2 separate regions of the Homo sapiens genome follow, and region 2 is linked to region 1. The links are chromatin contacts, found by Hi-C in ENCODE. All regions are on one chromosome and are shown on one strand. The core of a region is the stretch at or near the end of the contact, and the rest is flanking DNA. Distances in the headings are between cores, read along the strand shown.

Region 1 (2,866 bases), core at 155-2,654:
AAATAAAATGGAATATCAAAAAATATTTGGTGGTTGGGCGCAGTGGCTCACGCCTGTAATCCCAGCACTTTGGGAAGCCGAGGCAGGTGGATCACTTGAGGTCAGGTGTTCGAGACCAGCCTGGCCAATGTGGTAAAACCTCGTCTCTACTAAAAAAACAAAAATTTTCTGAGTGTAGTGGCATATGCCTGTAGTCCCAGCTACTTGGGAGGCTGAGGCAGGAGAATTACTTGAACCCGGAAGGCAGAGGTTGCAGTGAGTCGAGACTGCACCACTGCACTCCTGCCTGGGTGACAGAGTGAGACTCTATCTCAAAAAAAAAAAAAAATTGGTTAACCCAAAGAAGGAAGACAAGGAGCAACAAAGAAGAAAAAAACTGAATAAACAAATGGAAAACAAGTAGCAAAATAATATTGGGTTGGTGCAAAAGTAACTGCAGTTTTTGCTGCAATTACTTTTGTACCAATTTAATAGATTTAAACACAGCCATATCAAAAATTACTTTCAATGTAAAAGCCGCAAATTGAAAGGCAGAGATTGAGGCCCGGCATGGTGGCTCACACCTGTAATCCCAGCACTTTGGGAGGCCAAGATGGGAGGATCACTTGAGCCCAGGAGTTTGAAACCAGCCTGGGCAACATGGTGAAACCCCTTCTCCAAAAAATGCAAAAAAAATTAGCCAGACATGGTGGTGCGTGCCTGTAGTCCAAGTGGATAAAAAGTAGAACTCAAATATATGTTATCTATAAGACATAAAGCTTCATTATGAAGACACACATAGACTGAAAATGCTTATAGCTTTATTTATAATAGCCCCAAACTGAAAACAACCCAAATATACATTCAACAGATGAACAAATCGTGGTATACCAACAAGATAGAATTTTACTCAGCAGTCAAAAGGGACAAACTGTAGTACACCTATCAGCATGGATAAATCTCATAAAAACATTAGGCAGAACAAAAGACTTCAGATCCAAAAGAGTACACACTGCATTGATATAAAGTTCTGGAACAAGCAAAGCTCATCTACAGTTAACGAAAACAGTGGTTGACTAAAAGAGGAATTGACTCCACATAGATATGAGGAAACTTTCTAAGGTGATAGAAAAGTTTACTTTCTTGATTGTGATGGTGATTATACAAATGTGTTCATCTGACAAAACTCATTGAGCTGTATACTTAAAATGTGTGTGATTTAAGGTATGTAAATTCATACCCCCCAAAAATTGTTTTTTTTAAAAAAAGAGGATGAAAATGTGCAATGGTTAAGCCACTGTGGAAAGCAATTTGGCAGTTCTTCAAAAAGTTAAGAATAGAATTATCATATGACCCAGCAATCCCACTCCCAGGTGTATTCACAAAAGAATTGAAAACAGGTACTGAAACAAACACATAGGCACGCATGCTCATGGCCACAGCATTCACAATATCTGAAAGGTGGAAACAACCCAAATGTCCATCAGCAGATACATGAATCACAAATCATGGCATATACATTAAAGGAAATCAAAATAGTGCACCCAAAACCAAAAATCTGACGTATTTTGAGATAGCTGTTCAGAGGGCTTGCAAACAGAAGTAGGCCTGCAAAGCTGCCTTTTGTGGAAGAGACTTGGCATCTGTAGAGAAAATCTGCACAGATGCAGCCAGGCTTTTTCTGAGGCCTTCCTTTGTCTAATCTAGGAAAGATTAACTGAGAGTCTGACACCTTTAAAAGTCTGGAAGAGCCAGGCATGTTGGCTCACGCCTGTAATCCCAGCACTTTGGGAGACCAAGGTGGGTGGATCACCTGAGGTTGGGAGTTCGAGACCAGCCTGACCAACATGGAGAAACCCCGTCTCTACTAAAAATACAAAACTAGCTGGGCATGGTGGTGTATGCCTGTAATCCCAGCTACTCGGGAGGCTGAGGCAGGAGAATCGCTGGAACCTGGGATGTGGAGGTTGCAGTGAGCCGGGATCGTGCCACAGCCTGGGCAACAAGAGCGAAACTCCACTGAAAAAAATAAAAATAAAAATAAAAAAATAAAAGTCTGGAAGACACATTTGCCATCTATTCTTTCTGAGGGCTGCTACCTGTGAAGTTTCATTTACATTACAAGACCACGTATGCTAGCCATGCCTCCCCTTCTCCCCCTCCCATAACCTGTTTTGCCATAATCCAAGCCGTTATTCTTTCTGCAACCTCAAGATGTTGTATAAGCTTCTGAACCCTATTGAGGGGTTGGGGTAATTACTCTGTGGTTTTCTCCCATGTGCACATTAATAAATCTGTGTGCCTTTTCTCTTATTAATTTGCCTTTTGTCAGTTGATTTTTCAGCAAAATTTCACAGGGCAAAGGAGGAGTTTTCCCTTGGCCCTTACAACACAGAATGAAAGAAATATCATTTGGCAATAAAAAGGAACGAACTACTGATACATACTACAGCATGGGTGAGCACTGAAATTGAAAACATTATGTTAAGTGAAAGAAGCCAGACACAAAAAATCACATATCATAGGATCCTATTTACATGAAATATCCAGAATATTTAAATCCATAGAGAAGGCACAGGCCAAGGACTGAGGGAGGGGTAATAGGTTTCCTTCTGGGGTGATAAAAATGGGGACTAGACAGAGGTGGTGCTTGCACCACATTATGAATATACTAAATGCCCCTGAATCGTTCATTTTTCAATGGTTACTTTTATGCTATTTGAATTTCACATCAATAAAAAGAGATTTCTTTCTACTTCCAACCAAGAAAGAGTAATGGAAACCAGATTTACCTCCATGCCTGAAACAACCAAAAAGAATGGACAAAATATATGAAACGGTCGTTTCCAGGACACTTGGTAACAGGCAACAAAGGACAGTGATCCCT
Region 2 (2,850 bases), core at 52-2,551, 370 kb after region 1:
CTCACTTTATTCTAGCTATACAGCAAAGATCGTCTTAAGGCTGGGTGCAGTTGCTCATGCCTGTAACCCCAGCACTTTGGGAGGCCAAGGCAAGAGGATCACCTGAGTCAGGAGTTCAAGACCCTATCTCTACAATTTTCCCGGTTTGGTGGCACGCACCTGTAGTCCTAGCTACCTGGGAGGCTGAGGCAGGAAGATTTCTTGAGCCTAGGAGCTCAAGATTGCAGTGAGCCATGATCATGCCACTGTACTGCAGCCTGGGCGATAGAGTGAGACCCTGCCCCACCCCCACCAAAAAAAAAGATGGTCTTAAATGTGTCTCCATGAAGTTGTTGCTAATCCCTTCAGCTGGTATAATGTTTTCCTCCTCCGAATGCATCGTTTATGGTATTGGTAGAGTGTAAGTCCTTTTCTGACTATACTGTAATTACATATGTGCATAGCTCATCACCTCTACACAGCCATAAGCTTCTTGAGGGTGAAAACAAGGTTATTCATCTTGGTATCAGCTTGGTCCTAAGCCCGCTTCTCTGTTCACTCTCTTCTCTCCTTAAATGATCTCATGATTTATGACTTCATCCACTCCATCTAAATGCTGATGCTTCCAGCCCAGACCTCTCGGCTAAGCACCAGATCCTACTCACACCACCTACTCCCATAGCCCCGTGGGTGTCTCCAGGCTCCTCGTGCTCGGTGTGTTCAGTGGGAACTCACCGTGATGCCCCCCACCCAACTCAGGCCTCCTCCAGGTTTCCTTTCTTGGTAAATGCCACCCCCATCCCCTACTGGACATCCAGTTTTGCAAGCCAGAATCGAGGAGTCCTCTTGGAACTCCTCCACCCAGCAACATCTATGTCTACTCCATCACCAGGCCCTGTAAGTTTTACATTTTAAATGGTATTCAAATCCCATAACTTTTCTCCACCTCCACTACACCCCTTAATCCAAGCTGTCCTCATCTCTCACCTTGCCCACATCCTCTGCTGGTATCAAAATAGGCTCCCCACGTCACCTGCAGCCTCACATCTCCAGTCCTAGTTCATATGATTTGAATGTCACTTGTTTTGTTAAACTCAAATCTGGCCAAGTCACGCTACAGGTTTAGAATCTTCTGTGACTTCCCATTGATCTAGGATAAAGACCCAAATCCTTAATATAAACTGACCACAGGGCCCAGCATCATCTGGCCCCTGTTTATGTCTCCAGCCTAATTTTGTGCTACTTTCTTTTTTACTCTCAATATTTCAGTCACAGGGCACTACTTTCAGTTCCTCAAAAGCACTGTGCTCTCTACAGCCCTGGGGCCTTCATGCATGCTGCTGCTTCTCACTCTGGCCACCACCTTTGCCTAATAAACTCCTGTTCATCCTTCTAGTCTCAGAACAGATCTCAGCTCCTCAGAGAAGCCTCCCTGACCAGATCTGGTCACTCAATTACATATCCTCATTGTTCTCTGTATTTTCTTTTATTGTATTTAGATTGTTCCATAATTATAGATTTGTGTAATTATTTGAAGGTAGATGTGGCTATTTTGTTTCAGCACATAGATATAGAAAATTATATTAATGACCAGCTACATTTGGCTGCCAATATTGTCAAGATATGTCAAGTTTTTCCGGAGGCTTATAATTTTCACATTTTCCTCTATTTTCTAGTTGCATCAGTAAAAAAAAAAAAAAAAAATTTGAGACAGAGTCTCACTCTGTCTCACCCAGGCTGGAGTGCAGTGGTGCAATGTTGACTCACTGTAGCCTTCACCTCCCGGGTTCAAGCGATTCTCCTGTCTCAGCCCCCTGAGTAGCTGGGATTACAGGCACGTGCCACCATACCCAGCTAATTTCATATTTTTAGTAGAGATAGGGATTGATTCTTTCTTTCTTTCCTTCTTTCTTTCTTTCTCTCTCTTTCTTTCTTTCTTTCTTTTGAGATGGAGTTTCACTCTGTCACCCAGGCTGGAGTGCAGTGGTGCAATCTCGGCTCACTGCAACCTCTGCCTCCTGGGTTCAAGCGATTCTCCTGCCTCAGCCTCCCAAGTAGCTGGGATTACAGGTGCCTGCCACAATGCCAGCTAATTTTTTGTATTTTTAGTAGAGACAGGGTTTCACCATGTTGGCCAGGCTGATCTTGAACTCCTGACCTCAAGTCATCCACCTGCCTCAGCCTCCCAAAATGCTGGGATTACAGGTGTGAGCCACTGCGCCCGGCCTGCATCAGTTAAAATTTTACTTAGCTGCAAGTCACTGAACATAGTGCTTCACCAAATAGGGTTTTTTCTCTTTTTCTCACATTATAGAAGTCTTGAGGTAGGGCTGAGGCAGCTGCTTACAGAAAACAAGGTCCCAGCCTCCTTGTAACTTTTCTCCGCTACTCTTAATGCCTGACTTTCTTCCTCACAATGGAAAGCTGGGCTGCTGCCCCTCCAGCATGGTGTTCATACTCTACACAGAAAGAAGGGGAGGGGTCAAGGGCAAAACATGTGTACTGATTGGACTTGTCCCTTTTTCTCAGGAAAACAATAGGGCTTTCCTGAAAGCCCCACAGAGGAAGCTTCTACGGATATTTTTTGGCCAGACTTGGGTTGTAGACACTTCAGCTTCAAGGGGCTCTGGGGAGGTATGTGATCTTCCATGGGCAACCTGCTGCCCTAAGCCCAGCTGGAGCCCTGTTAGTGAGGAACAAGGAGAGATTGGAGACCTGGAGGCCAACCAGGGTATCTGCCGCTCTACTGCCACAAACAAGTAGATCAGCTGGGTTCCAAGGCTCTGACTCAGTCTCAGAAGCCTATATGAAAGTAATCCAGATGAGTAAACTTTTTGAGTTTGAAATTTTGAGCAGAGAGACTCAAGCTCT

Evidence for each region. Hi-C counts contacts between places; a loop is a spot of excess contacts on that map. Pooled maps may share reads with other maps.
Region 2: a loop to region 1 is called in a map with no recorded cell type, with 13 times the contacts of the local background. The contact joins two enhancer-like sites. A Hi-C loop is called at or near these places in 8 of 37 single-sample maps with no recorded cell type and 4 of 50 pooled maps.

What each region holds. Positions count from the first base shown.
Region 1 is chr10:93,109,174-93,112,039 of GRCh38, reverse strand. No RefSeq gene overlaps it. Among named protein-coding and RNA genes, the nearest start is that of CYP26A1, 37 kb to the right of the region's middle. Within about 2 kb of position 1,404, at least 2 of the 41 ENCODE cell types and tissues checked have a DNase peak (open chromatin) inside an H3K27ac peak, as active enhancers do.
Region 2 is chr10:92,740,847-92,743,696 of GRCh38, reverse strand. No RefSeq gene overlaps it. Among named protein-coding and RNA genes, the nearest start is that of HHEX, 52 kb to the right of the region's middle. RefSeq lists an enhancer at 890-1,229. Within about 2 kb of position 1,301, at least 4 of the 41 ENCODE cell types and tissues checked have a DNase peak (open chromatin) inside an H3K27ac peak, as active enhancers do.